Regions from separate parts of the Homo sapiens genome. Here region 1 is linked to region 2. A link is a contact called in ENCODE Hi-C or POLR2A ChIA-PET data. All regions are on one chromosome and are shown on one strand. Each heading gives the region's core, a stretch centred on a gene start or an enhancer-like site at or near the end of the contact. The rest is flanking DNA. Distances are from core to core; before and after follow the strand shown.

Region 1 (6,907 bases), core at 3,260-5,759, 88 kb after region 2:
GCAGATCACTTGAGGTCAGGAGTTTGAGACCAGCCTGGCCAACATAGTGAAACCCCGTCTCTACTAAAAATGCAGAAAAATTAGCCAGCCGTGGTGGCACATGCCTATAGTCCCAGCTGCTTGGGAGGCTGAGGCAGGAGAATCACTTGAAACTGGGAGGTGGAGGTTGCAGTGAGCCGAGATCATGCCACTGCACTCCAGCCTGGGCAACAGAGCAAGCCTCCATCTCAGGAAAAAAAAAAAAAGAATCTCAGAGAAACGTGTCTGAGAGGTTTCCAGTGGCTGCAGTGCATCCAAAAGGTGAAGATGACAGTGTTTCAAAGCCAGTGTAGTCTGGGAGGGATTCGACTCCAAGAGAAGAACTGGAATAAGCTTCCAGCCCCAGGATATGTCAGTGATGGGTCTGGATTAGAAGACAACAGCATTTGTGGCTATGCCAAACTCTAAATCTTGCTCTAATTGGTATCTTGTTGGTGTTCATATGCAAAAATAGGTGGTTAATACTTAACATTTAATCAGGCTGTACAATTATACTATTAAAATTGTATTTTTTTTTTGAAATGGAGTCTTGCTCTGTTGCCCAAGCTGCAGTATAGTCGTGCCATCTTGGCTTACTGCAGCCTCCCTCCTGGGTTCAAGTGATTCTCCTGCCTCAGCCTTCTGAGTAGCTGGGATTACAGGCGCCTGCCATCATGCCCAGCTAATTTTTGTATTTTTAGTACAGACGGGGTTTCACCATGTTGGCCAGGCTGGTCTCGAATTCCTGACCTCAGGTGATCAATCTGTCTCAGCCTCCCAAAGTGCTGGGGTTACAGGCGTGAGCCACTGCACCTGCCTAAAATTGTGTTTTTCATAGGACTTTGCTGAACTAAATGTACTTATCTCTAAGACTCTGTCAACCATGCTGAGGACTAGCTAGACCTCTGAAGTATCTTATGGATGCCAGAGCAGCAAGGTGGCAGCTTTAAACACTTTCGGCTAGGCCTTGGGCAAACTCATCTCCCTAGAGAGGTGTGGTGAGAAGCCCAACCTCCTGGGATGGCAAATGTTGCTGGGTGCAACCAATTCTAAAAAGGACATGGGATTCTCATTTAAGCTTGTGTAAACTTATTAAAAATGAACCAAACCGAACAAATAAGAGGATGAAAGTGCACAGCTACATATGAACTTATTTGTGTAGTTACCTATATGTCAAAGACAAGGTTCAAACTCCTGTATGTGTCAAGATTTGCCCACCTAATCCTACTTATCACTAGCCAGTAGTCTATCATTTAGCTTATGGTTTAACGCACTACAAACATATAAGTCAATTTCTTATTTGTTTTATTTTTTAATTTGCTTTTTAAAGACAAGGTCCACCCCAGCTGGAGAGCAGTGGTGCAGTCATAGCTCACTAGCCTCAAACTCCTGGGCTCACGTGATCCTTCCACCTCAGCCTCCTGAGTAGCTGGAACTACAGGCATGTGCCAGCATGCCCAGCTCATAAATTCCTTGAATATTAAAAACTTTGTCCCCTATTAAGGTGTTTTTCATTTGTTTGTTTGTTTGTTTGTTTGTTTTAAGAGATGGGGTCTTGCTATGTTGCCCAAGCTGGTCTCAAACTCCTGGGCTCAAGCAATCCTCCTGCTTTGGCCTCCTAAAGTGCTAAGATTATGGGCGTGAGCCACCATGCCCGACCTCCCTCTAAAACTTTTTGCACATATTTGTTTACGTGCAGCTCTGACTTTATCATTCAGCCTGGTCTGTAGGTTTAGCCAAAACTTTGGGGAACTGAAATTAGTAAAGTAAAAAACAAAATGTTCATCATCAGGAAAATGAAGGCGAGGGTGTAGAGAAGTATTTATCTGTTGTCATGACCACAGAACAAGCCATCACAACAGCATTCTTTCCTTTCCATCTGTCAAACTCTTGCTTGACAGAGCCACTAGAACACTCAATGTCCAGCCTAAAGATAAAACAGAGCAAAAATGTTATTCTAAACTTGATAGATTTTTGGCTCAACTTAAAACCCTTTTATAACTCATACAATCTTTGCCATAACTCCCTGAAGCTTCCTCTTGCAGTGGGAGACTCACAGCGATGATGAGAGAATAAATTGTGTTTGTGGGGGAGAGTGCTGCGGGGGTGGCTACCGACCTAGAGTGGGCGAAGGTCCTCTCTGGGATGTCACCGGGCCACGCACTGAGTCTGTGACATGTCCTGTTCTCATGCCCTGTTCCATGCCCTCATTAAGTTAGGGGCTACAGCTGGAAATCAGGAGAATAAGGAGGCTTTCTGCCACGTGAGCGGAGCAGGGTTGGGCATGAGTGCATGTGCAGCCCCAGGAGTACTGGGGATGAGGGTACCAGCTGTAATTTAACCTGAAGACTTTCTTTTTTCTTTTTTTAATTTTTTTAATTGAGATAGAGTCTCACTCTGTTGCCCAGGCTGGAGTGTAGCGGTGTGATCTCAGCTCACTGCAACCTCCACCTCCCAGGTTTAAGTGATTCTCCTGCCTCAGCCTCCTAAGTAGCTGGGATTACAGGCGCCCGCCACCATGCCCGCTAATTTTTGTATTTTTAATGGAGACGGGGTTTCACCATGTTGGCCAGGCTGGTCTTGAACTCCCAACCTCAGGCGATCCACCTGCCTTGGCCTCCCAAAGTGCTGGGATTACAGGGATGAGCAATTGCACCTGGCCCTTTTTTAAAAAATTTTTTCTTTCTTTATTTTTTTTGAGACAGAGTCTCGCTCTGTTGCCCAGGTTGGAGTGCAGTGGCTCAATCTCAGCTTACTGTAACCTCTGCCTCCTAGGTTCAAGTGATTCTCCTGCCTCAGCCTCCTGAGTAGCTGGGATTATAGGCGTGTGCCACCACGCCCAGCTAATTTTTGTCTTTTTGGTAGAGACAGGGTTTCACCATGTTGGCCAGGCTGGTCTCGAACTCCTGGCCTCAAGCAATCCACCGGCCTCAGCCTCCCAAAATACTGGGATGACAGGCGTGAGCAACTGCGCTTGGCCTAAAGACTTTCCAGAATTTTCCAGGTCAGGCAACTTGCAGCCAACCATTGGTCCCCAAACCCTTGTTTGTCATGGCCTGGCCAAAGAACACTTCAATTCCCTATGGCTACTTTCCCATAAATCAGACAGATCGAGGTGGATACGGATTCTTCCACCTGGCCCATGGAGTCAGAGAGTTTCAAAGCTGGGGGAGGCCTTGGGGGTGACCTGATCATACCTGTCTCACTGGGACCCTGCTGGAAGGCCAAAGGCTGTAAGGGAGGCGGGGAGGGCCCTGAGGAGAAAAGCACAGACTTCCCCATGACCTGTTAGCCTGACTGCTGAGCACAAAGCGGGTCCTGAGGGCCTGTGCTAGGGAGACTTTCCTTATACATTTCTGTAAACGGACAGGGCCCCAGACCCTGCCCTTCACCCAACCCTGGAGTCTGCAGCCCAGCTGCTTTCCCTCCGTCCTCTCCAAAGCCCGGCAGCTCTCCCACTCCCTGCTTCTTTGAGCAGAATGACGGATCCTCTGCACGCCTGTTAGTTACCCATGTGACAGGGCCGTAGGGGGCATGAAATGACGCAGGTCAGACCCTCAGAAGGCGCCCGGCACAGAGGCCGCTCAGAGGCCACTCCACGCCCCGTCGCTGCCGTCATCCTCATCAGCTTTGCTCACGCGTTGTTTACCCTCTTCCTGTCTCAGAGCTCTTCGGGCCTTTCTTTACGCAGATTTCCATCTCTTCAGGTCTGCATGGAACCCGTGTAGGATGGAAGGACGATTTATTGGGCAGCGGGGAGAGCATGTGGAGCCATTTGTAACAGGAAAAGCGAGGGCTGCTTTCAGAGAAAACAAGACAGCGGAGTCCCGGAAAGTCAGAGCCATGCGGGGCCGCGTCTTATGAACGAGGAGACCCAGGGCCAACGGCTAAGGATGCTCAGGGGTCCCCCCTACTCTGGGAAACCTCCCTGAGTGATGGCGGAGGGATGTGTACCTCTGAAAGCTGTAAAGGGTCTAAAAACCCAATGACGGTCTTTCTCACACTCGCACACCATTACTGTACCATGGCCTGGCTCTCGCTCCAAGGAGGGCACCACAATTATCCACGTTCCTGCTGCCTTCTCTTCTCCCACAGAAATCCCATCCTCACAGCGCCTGACATTTGGCAGCTGCTGCAGAAGAAAACCCCTGATGGGCACAACGTGCCCGTGGGGAGACCTGCTTGTGGCAGCCACAGCTGGCATCTGACCCACTCACGGCATGAGCCGTTTGAAAAGACGAAACCTCCAAGGGCAGAATGCCAGGCACTATGGAAGGTTGGAGAGAAACACCAGTGCCTTTCCTATGGACTGCACTGGTGACTGTCTCCTCTGTTGAGGGGTCCCAGAGCAGGGCAGGGAGGGTGGCTGGGGAACAGCCAAGGCCCAGGAATCCAGGCAGGGTCCACTCTCGGCCACTGGACTTTGCTCATTTTTGTCTGTCTCTGGTGACAGCAGCTCTGTGGGAGGGGCTGGCCCAGCGTCCAACCTGTCCACCCGGAAATCTGTCCAGCAAAAAGGCGGAGGCGTCAAGTCCTCTCTCAGACGTCACTGGGGCAGGCATTTCCAGGTTTCTTTCTTTCTTTTTTTTTTTTAGACAGGGTCTCGCTCTGTCGCCCAGGCAGGAGTGCGATGGCATGATCTCGGCTCTCCACAACCTCTGCCTCCCAGGTTCAAATGATTCTTCTGCCTCAGCCTCCCGAGTAGCTGGGATTACAGGTGCACGCCACCACGACCAGCTAATTTTTGTATTTTTAGTAGAGACGGGATTTCACCATGTTGGCCAGGCTAGTCTTGAACTCCTGATCTCAGGTGATCCACTCGCCTCGGCCTCCCAAAGTGCTGGGATTACAGGCGTGAGCCACTGAGCCTGGCTGGCATTTCCAGGTTTCTTTGTGCCCTGAGCCTTCTGACATGTCCTCCTGCATTGCCCTTTGGAGATGTGTTTGTCTCTGACAAGGCCCCTTCCCTTTTCTGTTCCCACCTTTTCTCTCCCTGCACTTAATGTTTTTAAGTTTTTTTTCTTCTCCTTAATTTTTAGAGACAGAGTCTCTCTCTGTCACCAGTGAGACTGGTGTCTCACTGTACTTTTACCAGAAAAATGGATGATACTTTGTTTTCTTCCCCCTGGAGGGAGTCTGGGGGAGGCTGGGGTGTGTGAGGGGGCCCACGGCTCCTCTCCAGCTGTGCCCTTCCCAGACATCTTCTCAGGGTGGGTCCTCCCCAAGTCTAGCATCTTCACCCCGCAGGCACGTTCCCGGGGGACTCTGTCCCCACCACCACTCCTGGGGGGTGCTGGGTTTCCTTGGCTGGCTTTCCACTTCTAGCCCAGGCCTTTCTGAAATCCATCATTTTCCCCTCCCCCACATCCAAGCCTGAGAATTCCACCTCTAGCGGATGGAGGGAGTGGGGGATGGAGAAGATAAAGACAGTTACTATGGTGCTGATGAAATCCGATCCTGGCCACTGAAGGGTTATTACTCATCCTGGCTTCCAGGGCTCCAACCTTGAGAACTCCCTGGGCTGAATTCCCCAGTGCCCGGGAGCTTGGAGAGCTCCTCAGCGCCCAGCACCAGCTGCAAGGCTTACAGAGAGGGCCTGCTTCCTGAGCTGACAAAAGTGCACCGGGAGTACGATCACGCTGACATTTAAAAGTGCATAGCGAACTAAAACACAGGGTGGGAGCAGGCTGGGAACAGCCAGATGGCTGCTGTCCAAAGAGGTGCATCAGAAAGGTGACCAGATGCGGCGCATGAGGGGAGAGGGTGGGGCCGCTTCCCGCCCCGCCTCCTGAGGAATTCCACATCTACGGAGTTTGTCCCTTCCATTCTTCTATGCCTTTTTTTTTCCTTCCCTTTTGTTTTCCATAGTTCAGAGTCAGATTTCCTCTCCAAACCACAGTGCTTCAGGTTTTTTTTTGTTTTTGGCACTGCTTCTTTCCAGATGGACTTCTCAGGTGGCCTCATCTGCACCACCCGGTTGGCTGGCCCCGCATCTCAGCCCTTCCTGGGGCTGCAGCCACACCCCTCACGCTTCTGTGCCCCCAGTTCCAAAGCAAAGAAGGCTCTGATTCAGTATTTCAAAAATGAGCTTCTTTTTAGAAGCTCAGAACGAACCCAAGTCCTTGTCTGCATTTCCTTCCGGATCTTCTTTGTTTTGTGACGTGGCCTTAGCAAATTATTGAATGTGCCCACTGGGACGGGGGTGGCCTCCTATGGGGCACTGAGTTTGTGTGTGTGATGGGAGGGGATTTGCTTTAACGGTGAGGAGGGATGCCCTCACGATGGTCTGTCCTCTTGAGCATGGCCCTGCAGCCTTCTGTGAGCTGGCCTCTGTCCACCACTGCCGGCTCATCTCTCCCTCCCCCATCTTCCTCTCTCTGGGCCAGCCCTAGTGAACTACTTTGCAGTTCTTTTTCTCTCTCTTTTTTTTTTTTTTTTTTTTTTGAGTTTCACTCTTGTTGCCCAGGCTGGAGTGCAATGGCGCAATCTCAGCTCACTGTAACCTCCGCCTCCCGGGTTCAAACGATTCTTCTTCAAGCCTCCCAGGTAGCTGGGATTACAGGCGTGGACCACCACGCCCAACTAAATTCTTTTGTATTTTTAGTAGAGACGGGGTTTCACCATGTTGTTCAGGCTGGTCTTGACCTTCTGACCTCAAGTGATCCACCTGCCTCGGCCTCCCAAAGTGCTGGGATTACAGTCATGAGCCACCGCGCCTGGCCTACTTTACAGTCCTGAAGGTGACAGCTAGGCCTCACCTGTCCCCATATCTATGTAGGATGGCTCCTTTTGCCTGCAATGTGCTGACTACTTGTTCTGAGTGTTGGCCCTCAGAACTCGCCTCCCTGGGAGTGAGTGCCCTCCCTCGGTCTCCAGAACTCACTGCCTC
Region 2 (7,277 bases), core at 29-2,528:
GGTAGAACAGCCACTTTGCAAAATTTACCAATTGCCTGGAAAGAGGATCACGTATGGGATCTTAAACTTTCATCTGGCAATGACACTTCTCACATTTCAGCCTAGGTAAGTCAGCTGGGCCTTGCAATTGAACCACGAAGCCACAAAGCAGGGTTGGAAATCTGTTGCCAGTACTATGACTACCATTTCAATATCTACCTTTATCAATATCAAGCCTCTTTCTCCTCCTTTATCAACTACCTTTATTAATATCAAGCCCCTTCTCTCCCCCAAATCACTGGCATGATGTGAAATCACTTATTGTGTACAGTGGCAGGGAAGAGGCTGAAATTGTAGTTTTGTGCAAATGAGAAGGTGAGACGTTCCACCCATCAATGTTTACACCTCAGCTTCTTTTGCAACAGGCAATTAACACTTGGGGAAAGAAGAGAACTCGCTCTCAATGCAGCCATTGAGGGTAGCAATCCACATTACAGACTACTCGGACTAGTACAGAAGCTTCCACTGCCTTTTCCAAGATACAAAAGAGTTGCTCTAAACATACACTTCTCTCCATCCCAGAAGTGACCAACTGCCACTCCCTGGACCTTGCTATCCCCCTCTCCCTGTTGCAGATTCAGATATGCAAACGATGCTTCTTCCTACTTTCCAGAATTGCTCAAGGCTCTCTCCACCTCCTAGCTCCAGCACTCCCAACCCATTCTCAGGCTCTTCCCCATCCCTCTGCATGTCCCCAGCATAGCCTGACTGGTACACCTGAGGGTGGACTTAACTCCCCTGGGAGTTAGCTGCTGGGCTACAAGCTTACAGAAACAGACCAGACTACTCAGTGGATCCCCAGTTGTTATCATGACCACAGTATAAGCCCACTCAGAAATGATTCCTAGATGTTTAAACATTTTCCGATAGCATTTTTTGAGTTGGAGTCTTGCTCTTTCGCCCAGGCTAGAGTGCAGTGGCGAGATCTTGGCTCACGCCACTCTCCTGCCTCAGCCTCCCGAGTAGCTGGGACTGCAGGGGCCCGCCACCATGCCCAGCTAATTTTTTGTATTTTTGGTAGAGACAGGGTTTCACCATGTTAGCCAGGATGGTCTCGATCTCCTGACCTCGTGATCCGCCCGCCTCGGCCTCCCAAAGTGCTGGGATTACAGGCGTGAGCCACCGTGCCCGGCCCCCATAGCACAAATTCTTTATTTTTTTCACTCTATTGCCCAGGCTGGAGTGCAATGGCATGATCTCAGCTCACTGCAACTTCCACCTCCCACGTTCAAGTGATTTTCCTGCCTCTGTAATCCCAAAGTGCTGGGATTACAGGCGTGAGCCACCGCACCCAGCCATAAATTCTTAACATAAATACTAAAATCGAGGAGCAGTTATTTTTACAAGTGTGGAAAAAAGGTCACCTGAAGGTCTTCCATGGGAGTAGCAGAATGGTTCTTACTCACAAAAAATTCACAATAATGAAAACTCCTTAAAAATTCACGAAATAATTATGCAGAACAATAAGCTTTCAAAATACAATTATATTATGACCTTCCCCCGTTATCTAAGGGCATGAAGCAAGTTCAACCGCAAGTGCATGGTAGCAGAAAACTGCCAGTGCCTTTTGCTCAACAGGTGGCCCAGCGTTAGTCTTGAACATTTTCAAGTATAGGATTGTTTGATGACCCCGGCTAGTTAAGGTTTCCCTTTCTCTCTCACACACATTTCTCAAAGTACCTATCCTCCCGAATATCCGACAAGGGACCGATCGAAGAGTCAGTGAAAGAAAAACATCATTATTCTTTGACATCGGCACATTTCAAAAACAGCTCATTACACAGAACAGCCAACTTTTTTTTTAATTGTTTTATTTGGGAAAAGTGCTTCTTACAAAAGGGCAGCTGCAAAATACAGAGACCTCTGCAACAATTATTTGTTTTTTCTTAAAGTGAAAGAATGGGTGGGATCCAAGGAATCAAAGCAGTAGATGGACAAACCAGGAGCATCCCCGAGTTATTTTCAGGAAACAGAGCAACAAAACACAAAGGTACAATTTCCAATCAAGGAATTCTTCCAACAACTTAACTTTAGCTAATCTCAGGGATTCCCAAGCCCTCCCTTTCGGTGGAAAAGTATGACTTATCACTGCAAACCCATTACTCCACTACAATAAACACCTTAGAACAGAGTTTTGAATCACGTCTGTCTACCTGAAAGCTCAGGGGTGGAATGAGGCAAATACCCACAAAAACAAACACAAAAACCCGACAACAAAATGCCTCAAGTGAGGACAAAGGTTTCTCAGAAAGTGCCTGTACTGGAAAGGCTAGATCGTAAAACATTAAATACAACTGTGTATCCAAGACCCAGTTTGTGTTATTATATGGGATAACCAGGTAGTTTTAACCTCTATGGCTAACCCCATTTCTCTATTTATATAGACAGAGCTAGCACTGCTATATTGACAACTACCAATATACTGCTTTGCCCTTTAAGATCTATCTGCCACACAAGGCTTAAACCACTAAACCAGGTTTTTCTACTAAGGCTAAGAATACTGCATCTATGCAGGGATGAGAAGCTTATCACACACCCACACACTCACACCATGTCAGCCCTTGGGAGCCAACTTCCAACTCTGCATTGATGTTATGCCTCTCTATCTTTTATACGTATTCTTTCTCAATTTTCCTATCATGCAAAACAGTAAAAAATCTCAACACATTCACACCTGATTCTGGTTACCCAGTAGTATTACTTGTGTGCAATTAAACAAGAGACCAAAACCACAGAACAAGTGCACGTGGTAGGGATTACAGGGTAGGGAACAGATATAAAAACACAGATGTGCAGATTTCACCAGAAACCTCAAGGATCCACATCCCATGTCTGGGGCAGAGGGCTATTGGCCAGCTTAGGTCCCTTCACCCATCACTCCTATTCTTGGACCCCAAAGCAGGGCCACTGCTTTTACTTTTGAACCTGGGGTCCTCAAAATGAGTGTGTGAAAAGTCCATAAATGCAATCTGGTTGAAAACAGATGACGCAACACACCTACACTAACTGTCTGACAGTTAAATTCGTGTTACAAAAAACTAACTTTAAGATTTATTTTTGTAACTTTTTTCAACAGGGAAAACAACACACTCCTCAGGGAAAGGTGAGGGGTTGAGAAGACAGGCCCTGGGTAAAAATTCTTAGGACAGCACCTGGAGTTGAGAGGCCTGCCTAGGAGAGAACACAGGCACTGCCACACCACCACAGGGGACAGCTGCTGTCTGAGGTCAGCAGACCAGTTCACACGCCACGCAAGGTTGCTATAGATCCAAGTCATAAAAATCTTCCAGCTCATCATGAAACAAGTCCCACTCATCTTCAGAGTCTGTTAGTTCGTCGTCCCCACCTGCAGCCAAAAGCATAAGCAACATCTCGCCCAGCTCAAAGGTGACAACCTCTTCTTCATCGTTGTCAAAGGGGTTGCTGTTCTCTCTTTCCTCAATGAGTTCCCAGAAGTGGTTCCTTCGTTGGGCCTGTAAAAAACAAGGCCATGATAGGGATGGCACTGTCGAGCAGTATCTTCTATCCTGTTGTTTATAAGGCAAAACGTCCAGCACACCAGAGGGCATGACGAACCAGACTTCTTAGTTAGGGTTTCCATTTACCACTTCCTCCCCTCTGGTTACTTCATGGAAATCGTTTAGGCTAGAGCTTTAACACACATTTTTTCTTCCTTTCCTATCCCTCCCAGTTTTCTGAGGTTTGTTTCCTCCTTTAATACTCTACACTTTCGCTCCCAGACCTGAGCGTTAACCTTCTCCTTCCCCTACCCCAATATGTGCAGGACTCAACTGATACCTTGGAATTTCCCCTCCTTTAAAAAAACAGTGAGAGTTACCCGGTATCTGCTTGATGTTCCCACTTTCTGTCTCTGTGGCTCCTCTCTACGGCCATCAGGGTACGCATGCTTGTAAAAACAGTTCCCTCCAAATGGGCAGCTCCCACGTCCTTCATCAAAATACCTGCACGCCTTGTTGCTGGAAAGGAAAATATCGCAACCCTTATTCACAGTGGATTTCAGGTCTGTATTTGACTATCATCCGGGGTTTCTTTAAACAGGTAGGGATAGAACCAGTATGTCAGCTTACAGCCCTCCCCAAGATGTGTTCTTATAAACATGTGTGTGCCAATGCAAGAAACACTAACTAGAAACCGGTAACTCTGTTCAAGTCTATGCTGGTTAATAGCTCTAGTACAAGCAGATGCCATAGAGAGAAAATCTTCTAGAAAGCCAACACATGAGAACATAGGACAGCTATGACACGGATTCAGAATAAGGTAGAACCCCACTCATGGGGCCTTACTTGTCAACAGTAGAGACCTCTTTATAACACAGTCCCTTGGCATGGACCCCAAGGACTGTGTTATAGCAAGATATATACTGGATGTTATCAGGGTGACAAAATAAACTGTCCTGGGAAGTCAAAGAAGGGTAGGAAGGAGGTAGGAGTGTATAATGCAGCACCATTCTTTTCAAAGTGAACCCAAGCTCTGTTGGGCTCTTCGCTTGAGAAAAGGCTGCAGTGCTCATACCTCATTGCCTCCTTGTATTTCAGAATGAGTTTCTGCTTCTCTTCTTTCTCCTCCACCCAGTACTCACTTGGAATGACAAAGTTAGATGTGATCCGGCATTCTGGGCAGGACCTGGGAAACAATGAACAGGCTGCAATGCAAATTCCCCTTTTACAGGCCCACTCTTCAAGGACACACCCTGGTGTGTCGCCTCCAGACTTAAAGACTTAACTGAAAGGCACGTGGGCATTTCCTGAAAGGGTTCCACATACTGTCACACAACTGACCATTTCTTTCAAGCAAGGCAACCTCCTTTATAAATCCAACTCAAGGGCTAGCCAGTTCTTTTTTTTTTTTTTTGAAAAATATAACTTAGGTAAAAAACAAAAACAAAAGAAGACATTTCACACAGACTCCTTTTTCTTTCGTTTAAATAAATTTATTTCTTGTAGCTTTGCTCTGTTTAGATTATGTGGTTTTTGTTCAGTTATGAGAACAATCTTTAAAGGATGGTGGATTGTTGGCTAGCTTAATGAATGGAATAGGAAAGTGGAAATGTAAAACGTCAGGAAACATACATTCAGAGCTAGATCAGTTTGTTCACTGAGCCTAAACTGGCTAATAATCCATTAAACACAATCTCCTCAGAAAAAGCACGAAGATTCTAACTGATACACAGGGTTTCCTCATTCAAATAAAAGTAGATAGACCAACTAACCTAGAAGCTAGCTGAAATACAAAGAAGAAATCCCCATTAGAATATCCCAGTTTCAAGATAAAATGCATGCATTTAAATGCGGTCCATCTGGTTGAAAGTTGGCACAAGTTACTAAATTCTTCCCCAAAAGAGAAAGCACAAATGAAGACTGGGGAGGAGTCTCACTTTATGATCTTGCTCTCAAATTGCTTAGCACTCCTCCACTTGCGAATGCACTTGAGACAGTAGGTGTGGTTGCAGTTGGAGAGGATCCCGAAGCGGCGCTCACTGGGGTTGGCTTTCTCATAGACCACCTCCATGCAGATCCCACACACCATGTCCTTGCTGCGCTGCACGGCAAATGAGAGCTCCATGTCCTTCTCATGGGCCTCAATGCACGACTAGAGAAGGTGGAGAGAGAACAAGTGGAATCCAGTCATTGAACCCTGAAAAACTTGAGCAACAGTTAATGATTCACAGTCAAAGAATCAAATAGTCAACTGAAAAAACAATGTTCCCAAGCTGACACGAAAATTAGCTTTGCTGACAAGTAAACACAGGTGTGGTGTTTTTTTTTTGTTTGTTTGTTTTTGCGGTGGTACTTAACAATACTAGAAAATCAAACTATGAGGACTCAACTTCGGGAACTGAAAAATTACCCAATTTTCTCTACCCCAAACCTGGAGCTCAACTACATTAAAGACGGTTTTCCATACTGTTTGTTATTTCTGGTTTCTACATGAGGTTAAGACCCTAGTTAAAACCTGTCGGAAAATAAGGGTGACAGGCACGTAAACTCTCTTATGCCTTTAAAGAAAAACAACTTCATCGAGATTTTTCAACTACTCAGCTTGATAGACTGATGCACACTTAGGTTAGGTTAGATTAGCCCACTTTGGGGCTATTATAAATAATGCTGCCAAGAACATTCATGTACCAATTTTTGTGTGGACATCATATTTTAACTTATAAAAAACATGATTATAGGAAACATAAAAATGCAGAAAACTCCCAGCACTTTGGAAGGCCAAGGTTGGGTGGATCACATGAGGCCTGGAGTTCGAGACCAGCCTGGTCAACATGGCGAAACCCCATCTCTACTAAAAATACAAAACTGAGGCAGGCGTGGTGGTGCATGCCTGTAGTCCCAGCTATTCGGGAGGCAGAGGCTGCAGTGAGCCGAGACTGCACTGCTACACTCCAGCCTGGGGGACAAAGCAAGACTCTGTCTCAAAAAAAAATAAAAATAAAAAAAATAACACTGCAGAAGAGCAATGTCATCCATAATCTCACATCATCACTAAACATGTCTTTTCCTAAACCTTTAAAAGAAAAAACATATATACATATATTCAGAGGTAGGTTCTACTACCTCAATATATAGATATAACGTATAGAGATTTATCCTGCCTAAATTCACAAAAGTACGCTGAAGATAGGGATCAAATTATGTCTACCTTATAACATGCCTCACACCCTAAAACCACATTTAAAAAGATGGAAATTTAAAAGAGATGGAAATGATTAGAAGCAAACTTTGCTCCAATAAAGTTAAAGTTTCTAACACAATGTCTTCTGAACCTACCCTGGCTCCCATACACTGCTGCTGGAAATGTAAAATCCTGCAGCCACTGTGGAAAAGTATGGCAGTTCATCAAAACGTAAAGCAGAGTTCCTATGTAACCCAGCAATTCCACTCCTAGGTAACGGAAAACATATCTTCACAGAAAAACCTATATACAAATGTTCCTAGCAGCCTTATTCATAATAGCCAAAAACTGGAAATGATCTAAGTGTCCATCAACTCATGAATGGAAAAACAAATGTGGTCTAGCCATACAAAGACAATAATTCAGCCATCAAAACTAAGAACGGCTACACGCAACCACACAAAGAACCTTGAAAACACTATGTTAAGTGAAAGAAGTGAAGTCAATCACAAAGGACCACATTACAGGATTCCATTTACATGAAATGTCCACAATAGGCCAATCCAGAGACAAAGCAGATTCGTTATTGCCAGGAGCTG

The links. Hi-C counts contacts between places; a loop is a spot of excess contacts on that map. ChIA-PET counts read pairs that join two places held with the same protein, here RNA polymerase II (POLR2A).
Region 1: a loop to region 2 is called in a map of endothelial cell of hepatic sinusoid, with 7 times the contacts of the local background. The contact joins two enhancer-like sites. A Hi-C loop is called at or near these places in 1 of 168 maps with a recorded cell type or tissue (endothelial cell of hepatic sinusoid). POLR2A ChIA-PET finds 5 or more read pairs at or near these places in 3 of 52 experiments (AG04450, BJ and HEK293T).

The regions. Positions count from the first base shown.
Region 1 is chr7:140,536,126-140,543,032 of GRCh38, forward strand. All of the region lies in intron 14 of DENND2A (DENN domain containing 2A), which reads right to left. Among named protein-coding and RNA genes, the nearest start is that of MKRN1, 60 kb to the left of the region's middle. Within about 2 kb of position 4,510, at least 21 of the 41 ENCODE cell types and tissues checked have a DNase peak (open chromatin) inside an H3K27ac peak, as active enhancers do.
Region 2 is chr7:140,451,218-140,458,494 of GRCh38, forward strand. It overlaps MKRN1 (makorin ring finger protein 1), which reads right to left. Exons shown (of 8, transcript NM_013446.4): 5 at 5,435-5,649; 6 at 4,573-4,683; 7 at 3,878-4,016; 8 at 1,816-3,512. The coding sequence ends at 3,300. Among named protein-coding and RNA genes, the nearest start is that of MKRN1, 25 kb to the right of the region's middle. RefSeq lists an enhancer at 5,240-6,093. Within about 2 kb of position 1,279, at least 2 of the 41 ENCODE cell types and tissues checked have a DNase peak (open chromatin) inside an H3K27ac peak, as active enhancers do.